Regions from separate parts of the Mus musculus genome. Here region 1 is linked to region 2. The links are chromatin loops, found by intact Hi-C in ENCODE. Cell type or tissue: heart. All regions are shown on one strand. Region 1 overlaps Phc2 (polyhomeotic 2). Region 2 overlaps 1700086P04Rik (a long non-coding RNA gene).

Evidence for each region. Hi-C counts contacts between places; a loop is a spot of excess contacts. Peaks named below come from ENCODE experiments on the same cell type or tissue, not always from the same donor. Only the 100,000 strongest peaks of a DNase experiment are listed, where the experiment ranks them.
Region 1: a loop joins it to region 2, with 2.1 times the contacts of the local background. A loop is called at or near these places in 1 of 42 quality-filtered maps.

What each region holds. Positions count from the first base shown.
Region 1 is chr4:128,745,667-128,750,666 of GRCm38, forward strand. It overlaps Phc2 (polyhomeotic 2), which reads left to right. Exons shown (of 15, transcript NM_001195130.1): 12 at 124-238; 13 at 1,435-1,576; 14 at 2,342-2,618. Among named protein-coding and RNA genes, the nearest start is that of A3galt2, 11 kb to the right of the region's middle. In heart, no CTCF peak of the experiment used is centred here; a DNase peak (open chromatin) is centred at 2,495.
Region 2 is chr4:129,046,814-129,051,813 of GRCm38, forward strand. It overlaps 1700086P04Rik (a long non-coding RNA gene), which reads right to left. Exons shown (of 2, transcript XR_868180.3): 2 at 3,274-4,391. Among named protein-coding and RNA genes, the nearest start is that of Rnf19b, 8.8 kb to the right of the region's middle. In heart, CTCF peaks have their summits at 2,531 and 2,732; a DNase peak (open chromatin) is centred at 2,278; H3K4me3 peaks cover 2,863 bases; H3K27ac peaks cover 2,564 bases; H3K27me3 peaks cover 1,907 bases.

The DNA.
Region 1 (5,000 bases), 300 kb before region 2:
TTTTGAGTGGATGCCTCTGGGTGCCACACCCCAGAGACATGAAGGGGCAGGATAGGGAGCACCTGTGCTGGTCTAGAGCCTGTCACAATTTCACCCACACTCAGTCATTTCCATACTTTACAGAATCCAAAGAGGAGGGCACTCCCCTCAAACTCAAGTGTGAGCTCTGTGGACGGGTGGACTTTGCCTACAAGTTCAAGCGTTCCAAGCGCTTCTGTTCCATGGCTTGTGCAAAGAGGTGAGTGTCTGAGCCCTGCTGCCGTGCCCTGCCCCTGTCCTGTCCCTGGGGTTGTACCTTGTGTCCTTCTTCCATAGTCATCAAAGCTTGGATGCTGTAGGTACAGCTCATCCATCCTCCGTTCCCTGGCCTGCCTGGTTAAGGCACTGTATTCAGTGCACCGGGCGAGTGCACGAGGCCCAGGAAACCAGGAGAAGGGAGTGAGTGCTGTGAGAGAAAGCACTGCTGTCCAAGCACAGAAAGCCGCCCACTAGCTGTGCCCCAAGGGCTGCCACGCCCTTAGCGAAGCCATCCACAGAGATAGCATAGCCCAGAGCCGTGGCAAGCTTTTATCCAGCCTGGAAAATTGATGATGATAAAAACCCTCTGTGTCTATTGAGAAGCTACTCCAAGGGTGGGCATGGTGCTGTAGAGCTGTAATCCCAGAACTTGAAATCCTGATGCAGGACTGATTCAAGAATGAAGTTAGAATCCACTGTACAGTAGGGGCTACCTGAGGAGACTTTGTCTCAACCCAAAACAAGGAACAGGCTGGCAGACAGCTAGACGGAGAGACTTGGTACTGGTCAGAGGAGTGTCTCAGCGTCTCTGTTAGCAGCCATGACTGCTGTCAGCATTGTCTGTAATTGTGCCCTCTATCTGGGCTGGAAAACTAAGGCATGAAGGAGCGCTTGTGCACAACGCAGGCGAGCCAGCTGATGAGGGCTTCAGGCTCACGCGTGCCCTGTGCTCTTTGTAGGAGCAGCTCTACCTTGAAAGCCCAGAGCCCGAAAAGAACCCTTGAGGTTTCATGCAGGGGTGTTGTGTGTGATGCGCCGGAGTCCGTCTTCAGCCACGTTGCCCAGGCTGTGCTGATGGAGCCAGAGCCCCTTGGTCAAGCTTTATCAGGCCAAACTCCAGCAGGACAGTAAAGAGGAGTTTCCTAGCATCGTAATGTGTGGTAGCCACAAGCACCCATGCTCTGAGGAGTTAAGCATGTCACGGGCAGTCCTTCATGTCTTCATGAGACCAGTTTTAGAAGGCAACTGTTACCACACCCTGCCTCCCAAGAAGGGCTCAGAGCTCAAGTGCCTGCCCAGAGTCTCAGTGTCCTGGAGTCAGGATTTGCACCTGTAGACAGACTGGGATTTTCCCAGACAGTGGCTGTTTGTGCCACCCACGGCCCCTGCTCTGACTCGATTGCTCCTGTCTGACAGGTATAATGTGGGATGCACCAAACGAGTGGGACTTTTTCACTCAGACCGAAGCAAGCTGCAGAAGGCAGGGACCACAACCCACAACCGCCGACGGGCCAGCAAGGCCAGTCTGCCCACACTCACCAAGGACACCAAGAAGCAGGTAAGGAGCCACACAGCCTATTCCCACAGGTGCTCCTGGGTTCAGCGGCTGCTCCTCTCAGCACTCTGCTCTCCCCTCTGACAGGTCTCATACCCAGCCTCCCGGGGCCTGAGGACATAGACCTTACCCTTTCCGGTAGTCTTTTCCTAGAACTACCCCCTCTTGGGGTTGCTAGCCATTCTTACTTCTTGGGTCTCACCCTGCTGGCCCTGTCAGACAGGCTGTCCCCTCCCTGTCGGGCTGGAGACATGGCAGCAGCCCCTTTGTTCCCCACTACCTCTCTGCCCCTGTGAAGACTGCAGGTCTCTGTCAGAGCCATGGGTATTCAGCTATTAAATATTTTCCCAGTGTCCATGCCAGGAACTCTGTTAGGCATTAATGATCCAAAGACATGGTCCTAAAGAGACTCACACCCTAGCATGGCGGCCTTCATCCTCTGTCTGTCTTGCTGTCAGTGGGTGGTAATAACTTTGTCTTGCACCTTGTTAAGAATCTGCTAAAAGCTGCAGTTCAGAATATACACACGCCAAGGAGTCCCTCTTGCTAGTCCAAGTCACGTGGGACACCACATGGAGAACAGACCTCTGTGGCACGCATGGAACAGAGTATGTGGCAGTGCTGAGGGACTGAGGGTTCTGAGCAAGAAACGCAGAAGCTGCCCCTCCAGAAAGAGTGAAGAAGAGGGAGCTGGGCCTGTCTCTGCCCCTCTTGACGCCGGAGCGGTCTGTGCTGCCGTCCTGAAGCCGTGTCTCTCTCTGCTCGCAGCCCTCAGGCACTGTACCCCTTTCAGTTACTGCCGCCTTGCAGCTGGCGCACAGCCAGGAGGACTCCAGCCGGTGCTCAGATAACTCCAGCTATGAGGAGCCCTTGTCACCCATCTCAGCCAGCTCGTCCACCTCGCGACGGCGCCAAGGCCAGAGGGACCTGGATCTCCCTGACATGCACATGAGGGACCTTGTGGGCGTGGGACACCACTTCCTGCCGAGCGAGCCCACAAAATGGAATGTAGAGGATGTCTATGAGTTCATCCGCTCTCTGCCAGGTAAGCTCCTTGGAAAGTCTTTCCCTGATGGGCTAACGGAGAGGGAGTGGGGCACCTCGCCTCCCTCCAGGAGGAGCAGGACCCAGGGTGCAACAGTGAGGGCCAGAAGGCTCCTGCATGTGAAAGCATGTGTTCTAGCACAGCACACCCTGAGGACAGAACTGAAGAGGGCTTTGGCAGGTCGGGAGACTGCCTGAGGGAGCAGTTGAGCAAGGGCAAGGACAAGCATGCTTGGCTCAGGGCGCGCTGTGCATAGCCCTTGGGATGGGGGGCAGATAGTGCCGAGGCTGCTGTCACAACTCACATGTGGAAAGGCAAATGATCAAGTATTTCAGATTCTTCCAGGGGAACCCTGAAACTTCTCAGCTTTTTGCCAGCCTCATGCATCCACTGCCAGGTCAGCAGCACTGGTGGCCACGAGCCTGTGCCAGGGTAGAGTGTGGTATAGAGGTTAGGAGCACAGACTTGGAGGTCAGACAGGACTGGGTCTAGTTGTAGCACTCTCACGTAGCCCAGTGTGTCTGTTGTCCATCACTGGACCCCACACTTGTCACAGGCCAGGTACTTCTGGTGAAGACTAGGAAGCCCCTGCAACCCTGCCTCAGGGTCCCTTATAACAGGGCAACTTTGTGTCAGCCAAGGCTGAGACAACCTGGAGGCTTCTGGGGTCATAGGGTCCTCTCATACATGGCTTGCAGGAAGGGCCTGACTGTTGGCAGGAGGCCTCTGTATGAGCCTTGTGTAGCAAGCATGACAGCAGGGTTTCCCCATAACTAGAGAGCAGCCAGAAAAGGCCATCATGCCCTCTTGGGCCTAGCCTCAGAAATCACATTCTGCTGTTTCTACAGTGTCTCATTGGTCACACAAATAAGCTCTGTCCTTTGGGGGAGCCCCCAGGCTGTCTTAGTTAGGGTTTCTATTGCTGTGCTGAAACACCACGACCAAAAGCAAGATGGGAGGAAAGGTTCATTAGACTCACAGTCCACATATAATCCGTCACTGCAGAGTCAGCCCAGGATCTCCAGCAGGGCAGGAACCTGAACACAGGAGCTGATGCAGAGCCATGAAGGGGTGCTGTTCACTGGCTTGCTCCTCGTGGCTCGCTCTGCTAGATTTCTTACAGAACCCAGGATCACTAGCCCAGGAGTAACCCCACCCACCATCAGTCACTGATTAAGAAAATACCCTTCAGGAGGCATTTCCTTGAGTCAGGTCTAGGCAGGAAGATCTCTGGCCCTGTTGCACAGGTGTGGTTCCCCACTCTAGAGATCTGAGAACTAACGCAGGTTGTCTCCTGCCCACCACACCCCCGTATCTAATAGGTAACTAAGGGGAGAAAGGGAACATGGAAGCAGCTCCGACCCACACCAGCCCTGGGCAGCCCTTTTTGCCATTTCCTTCTGAGGAGTCAAAGCCTGGAGCTGTTCTTACCACCTGTGCTTGGTCCCCCCTCAGAGTAACCTGCCATTTCTGTGAAGGGCAGCCTGAGTGTCCTCAGAGTAACCTGCCATTTCTGTGAAAGGCAGCCTGAGTGTTCAGTGCTACTTAAATTACAGTGCTTATTATAATTCCTGCTTTTATTTTGTGTTACCTCTGAGCTTTTCAGTCCCACCTGGAAATATTTCTTAATTTTCCTAAGATCGTTATAGTCTCTGAGTCTTGTTGGGGGTTCACTCCCTCAAACAAAAAATACACCCCAAATTCTCTTTCAGATAAGTCTTTCTATAATGTTGGGCTTGTTCTGCAGCTCTTAGGATGCTTGGGCGTCTTCAACTGCTCAGAATCTACGAGGCCGGCCTAGGAACACCATGGAGAGCTCTCTCCTCCAGGGTCTTCAGAAGGCTGGAGTTTTGTTTAAGACAAGATTTCTTATGTAGCTCAGGCTAGGCTTGAATTGCTCACAGCCTCCTCCCTGTCTCCCAGTGTTTGCATTACAGGCGAGAGCCACCACAGCAGAGGCTTAAAGGAAACATGTAACTTACACCAGTCAGCTTCACAGGCGGCCTCATCCTAGCCTAGAAACAGCTTGCTTTAGGGTTTTTCTTTTTGTTGTTGGTTGGTTGGTTGGTTGGTTGGTTGGTTGGTTGGTTGGTTTTTTGAGGCAGGGTCTCACTATGTAAACGCCTGACTGTTGTGGAACTCTCTCTGTAGACCAAGCTGGCCTCAGACTCACAGAGATCCGCCTGCCTCTGCCCCTCTGCCCCCCAAGAGCTGAGTTTAAAGGCGTGCACCACCACACTGGAAACTGTTTTCTAATCCCCAGACCTATTGGCCATCTGAAGGGCCCAGGGCTTCCTGAGCCAGCAAATACTGGTCATGGAGTACAGAAGCGCTCACTCTCTTTCCTTTTCCCTTCCTCCTTTCTCCAACAAGAAGCCAGAC
Region 2 (5,000 bases):
CTGGGTTTTGTTTGTTTGTTTTGAGATAGGATCTGTATAGTCCTGGCTGTCCCAGAACTTGCCATGTAGACCAAGTTGGCTTTGAACTCTCAGAGGTCTGCTTCCCTCTACCTCAAAAGCAAAACAAAAGGGCATGCCTTTACCCCAGCATTCAGGAGACAAATTCTTACCATGCAGTCCAGGCCAGCTTAGAACTCACAGTGTAGATTGGAATGTCCATAAACTTTTAACAATCTGCATATATCTGTCTCCCAAATGCTGGGGTTACAGAAGTCCACCTACCTTGCTCAGCTGCCCTGGATCTCTCTTACAAATGCATTTAATGTATGTGTTTGTGTGTGTATGTGAGAGAGAGAAAGGTGGAGGAAGAGGGAGGGAGGGAGGAGGGACGGAGGGAGGGAGAGAGAACATTCATGTGTATGTCACATATGTGTGTGTGACAGTGTGCATGTGGAGATCAGAGGACAGCTTGCAGGAGTCAGTTCTTTCCTTCTACCATGTGGATCCTAGAGATGGAACTCAGATCATTATTAGGGCTTGGTGGTAAGTACCTTAACCTACTGAGCCATTTCACTGGCCCCTCCCTGGTCTAGACCTCTTGACCGGCTTGTCTAGGTTTCCTGAGTGCTGGAGTTACAGGTGTGTGCCACCACACCCAGCTCACAGCTCCGCTGTCATTTCCACTGACACTGCTCTCAGGCTTAGACCAACGCCTGGTTGCTCCTGACAACAGACATCATCTTTCTACCTCTCCACTCCCTGTGCCAAGCATCTCATCACTATAAGGACGGGAGGGGCAAGGGTTAGCTTTCCCTCCCTTCTCTCTAGCCCACATGTAAAAGCACAGAGGTCCTGCTCTGCTATTCACCTCGCCCCTCAAGGATAGGAATACAGTTGCTGGGCAGTCTCTCAAGGCAGGTGCTTTCCGGGGGGGCTTCCTGCTGCTGCCTCCCCGCCTATAATGTAACCTCAATCTTCACCCATTCCCCAAATTTACCTCCTTCGGGTGCTGGCAGATTATCTGAGCTTCGCCTCCTCTTGATGCCAACTCTTCCTCAGAATATCTAAAGCCATCTGTGGAACAAATCAAAGGCCACACCCTCCTCTCCGGGACTCCACCTAGTCTGCCTCTCGGAAGTTCAAGGCCACACCCTCACCTTAGACAGTTCTATGTATTCTACTAATGCGAATTAGTCTCTTCCCCAAAGTGGAGGTCATGTCCTGAGGGTCTGTGGGTAATTGCATCTCATCCGCAAAAGTATTAAAAAACAAACAAACAAAAAACGTTCACACTGAAAGAGTACAAATAAAATCATGGAACTGTAGCCTCTTTTTCCCCCCTCAGAAAATATGGTATTACAGAACCCACATTTCTTGCCCAGGGGCATGTCTGCCTGCAGAGGTCACACTTTTTTTTTTTTTTTTTTACTTTTGTAGCTTCTGCCTACGGCCATATTTATCTTTCCTCTTCCAATCCTGCAGGCTTTCGAAAGTGTGGCCTTTTCTAAAAGGCATTTTATGGTCCGTTCCCACCTTCCGCTGTTATTATTATTATAAATTTGGGTCTGAAATTTCCCAGCCTCACGGTCGACAGTATTCAAATAATGGCTGTTCCTGGAAAGGCGAGACAATCCAGAAGACTGGAATCTCCAGTAGAAAGGGCTAGTAGAGCCGGAGGGGGCATTCGGGCCAGCAAGGTGTTTATTCTTACCCGATTTTATCTTATTTTTGCAGCCCTAGGTGTTAAACCCAGGGCCTCTACCACCGAAATACATCCATTGTCCCTATTGGGGTTTAAACTAAAAGCTTTATATATTAGAAACGGGGCCCGCGAATCTCCGCGAGCGAGAAAAGCCCCACACTCCCTCCCACAGAGAAGCTGGTGTAGTTGTCCGAGAGAACGACGGATGCTGCAGCCTACCCACCCGCCGGTGCCAGAAGCAGTGGGAGTGACGGGGGGGGGGACTGCAAAGAAAGGGTTTTGAGGCATCCCCTCCAAAGAATGGGGTATCCTTGACCTTAGCGGAAAACACCGCGAGCGCTGCGGCTACAATTCCCTGGTTTCCCTCTCCTCCCTCCCTTCTCTCTTCCCCCCTCTTCTCCCCTCCTCCCTCCCTCTTCGATGCAGCGGACTGCGGAGGAATCCCAGCCTGGCGGGAGCGCCCACCCACGCGACTGCGGCACGCGAGGGGCGGGAGCGGGAGGGCGGGGGATGGCGGGGATACCGGTCTTCCCTGGAAGGCCCTGGAGGGAGGCGAGGGGAAGCTAGTCACGTGGCACCGCCACCAGGCGTTGCGGGATTGGCGGGTGTCGGCTGCTAGGGAGCCGGGGAAACCTGTGGACCCCTCCCCTTGTGGACCCGCGGGGCGCACCCGCACTGCGTGTCTGGGAAGGGTGGGAGTCGTGCTCTCTCTAGGGATGTAATGCCGTGGTCGGGTCCCAAAGTGCTCTGCCCCCGCAGTCTACCAGTGTGGAAACACATCGCTTCCTCTTTCCTTCCCAGCTTCTGCTCTTCCCACCTGCCGGTGGCTCTAAAGAGCTGCCTGGAGGCTTTATCTGAGCTAGCTGGAGCGTCCCTTGACTTAGAATTTTTCGATTTGACTCAGACTAGAGAGGGAGCAGAATTCCAAAGAGGTCTGCCCCCCTCAAGCCCCACGCAACCAGATCGACCCTCATCTTCCATGTCTGCTCTTGCGTCTTGGGCAGAAACCGGAGAGCTAGCGCCACTGCTGCTCGGGTGAAATCTGTATGATTAAAAAGCCTGTTACATTTATTACGAAATATTTAACTCTCGTTTTTATTCAACGCATTAAATATTTAAGTCACTAGCTTCCCTCCTTTGCGTTCATTCTGACTTGTAATTACGGTTATTTGTGTGGCTGTTGCTAACCGGGCTTCTGCTTGGAATGTAAGTTCCACGAAGGGGGGAGGGGCGTGTGTTTTATCTATCCTTGTAACAGCAGCACACTGCGGGTGTAGGAGGCTTTATATTTTCTCCTCTCTCTGGAGATGTAACAATGAACCAACAGTAGGTAGAGCAAAGCGGCGAGATGGCTCAGCTGATAAAGGCATCCACTGTCAAGGGGACAACCTGAGTCGGGCTCTCCAGACCGCATAATGGAAGGAGAGAACTGACTCTTGCTCAGACCTCCACCGGCACTCAATGAGAGGAAAAAGCAAGCAAAATCTGTTGTTGGTTAGTACCTGGGTTCAGTTCTCAGACACACACACACACACCGTATACAAGCAAAAAGAGCCAAGAAGTGTAAGTCATAAGGGAAAGGTCAGTTGGTTGACATTTATTAAACATTTTGTGTTACACAAAGGACTAGGGTATGAGGCTTTCCTGGATGAAGGGAGGTGAAGACCTAAGCCAAACAAGTTCAGCATGAAGCTGCCTTGGGATCGATCAGAGCCTGCCCTTCGAAAAGCAGCCACCTGTGGTCACCTCTGCCTGGGGTAGTGGGAAGGGTGCTCCCAGACGTTCCTGTCTAAGGTTCTTTCCTGGGCAGATGGAGAGACTCTTCAAGAGAGTTTCTGCCTGTGCCTGCTGTTTTTTTTTTTTTTTTTTTTTTTCCTGCTGATGCAGATTGATGGAAACAACGTCTTCAGCACATATTTTTGTGGGCCGTTTCTCAGAATAACCATCTTGAAATATGGCAAGGAAATATATTTAGGAGAGCTATTGATGTGGGGATCTCCATTGACACATAGTAGGTGTGTCAGTGGGGATCTCCACTGACACATAGTAGGTGTGTAACAAATGTTAATCGGATACATGGCTGGATGAATACACAGACAACTGGGATGCTGGGGGTGGCACACAGATTTTGTAACAGAACAAATTCACCATTTCTAACGGAAAGGGATCATTCATCCACCAGATACACACTGAGCCTCTTCTCTGCATAAGCCTCCATGTCTACAGTCCCTTCTCATCTCAGGCTACCACATGTTCTATGTCTAGACAACAGTTCGATGACACTGGAGGAACACATGTAAAACAGTGCAGAATTTAGATATCTGGGCTCGCATACTGGTTTTGCCAGCTGATAGTGTTGTCCATAGTCTCCAGCTCCGAGGCTCCATCTTCCGTCTGAAAAAAAGTGAGGATAGTGTTAGTTAGGATCTCACAGGGGATACCTAGACATATGAGCGAGATGGAAGGAGAACCAAATATCACTCTTTGCAGTGATGTTGGAGATAGCAAGGTGACCACACCTACCAGTTTGACCGGAATAGAACAATGGATACCTTTGTTGAATCAAAGCAATTCTTAGCATTCCTTTTATCCTCCAAGGTGTCCAGGTTTAGACGGGAGGCTGGTAGTAAAAGTGACACTGGTTATCTGTATGGTTGTACTGCTGCTGTACTGCTGTCTGTATCGTTATCTGGGACACAGCAGAAAGAGGTTGAACAACACACAGTGAGCCAGGACGTATGCATGGGATTAAGTCAAGAGCAGAGGGTCAGGAAGGGCTCAACAGCTGAGGGACTAGCAAGGCAGTTCTGAGGAACAGACAACACAAATAGAACCAAGGGGCAGGGAGGAAATGAGAACTCTACTGGGTCCATCTGAACCAAAGGAAACCAATTGAGGAACTGGGGGTAAATTCCAGGCAATACATGTAATGAAGCCTGAACCAGGCAAGACAGAGCCTGGAAGTCCAGGAACTGAGGACCCAGATGCAGGAATCCGAGCATAGGTCAGCAGCAGGAGGATATCCAAGTGGCAGAGAGGTCGCTCAGTAGCCTTGGAGACTACTAGGAGATGAGAGGTGAGCCAGGCCGGGCGAACTAAGTATTCACCACGGCTGATCATAGCAAAGGTAAGCTCACTGCAGGCAGCTCACTGGTGCAGCTAGAGGAAGGAGCTGGAGGCCCAGCCACTGTTCAGATAACATCTGATTAAATGAGCCTTCAGGAGACTAGAGAGCCGGCTCTCCAGCATTTGGTACTCTTATGGAAGACCAACCTGGGTTCAGTTCTGGTACCCAAAG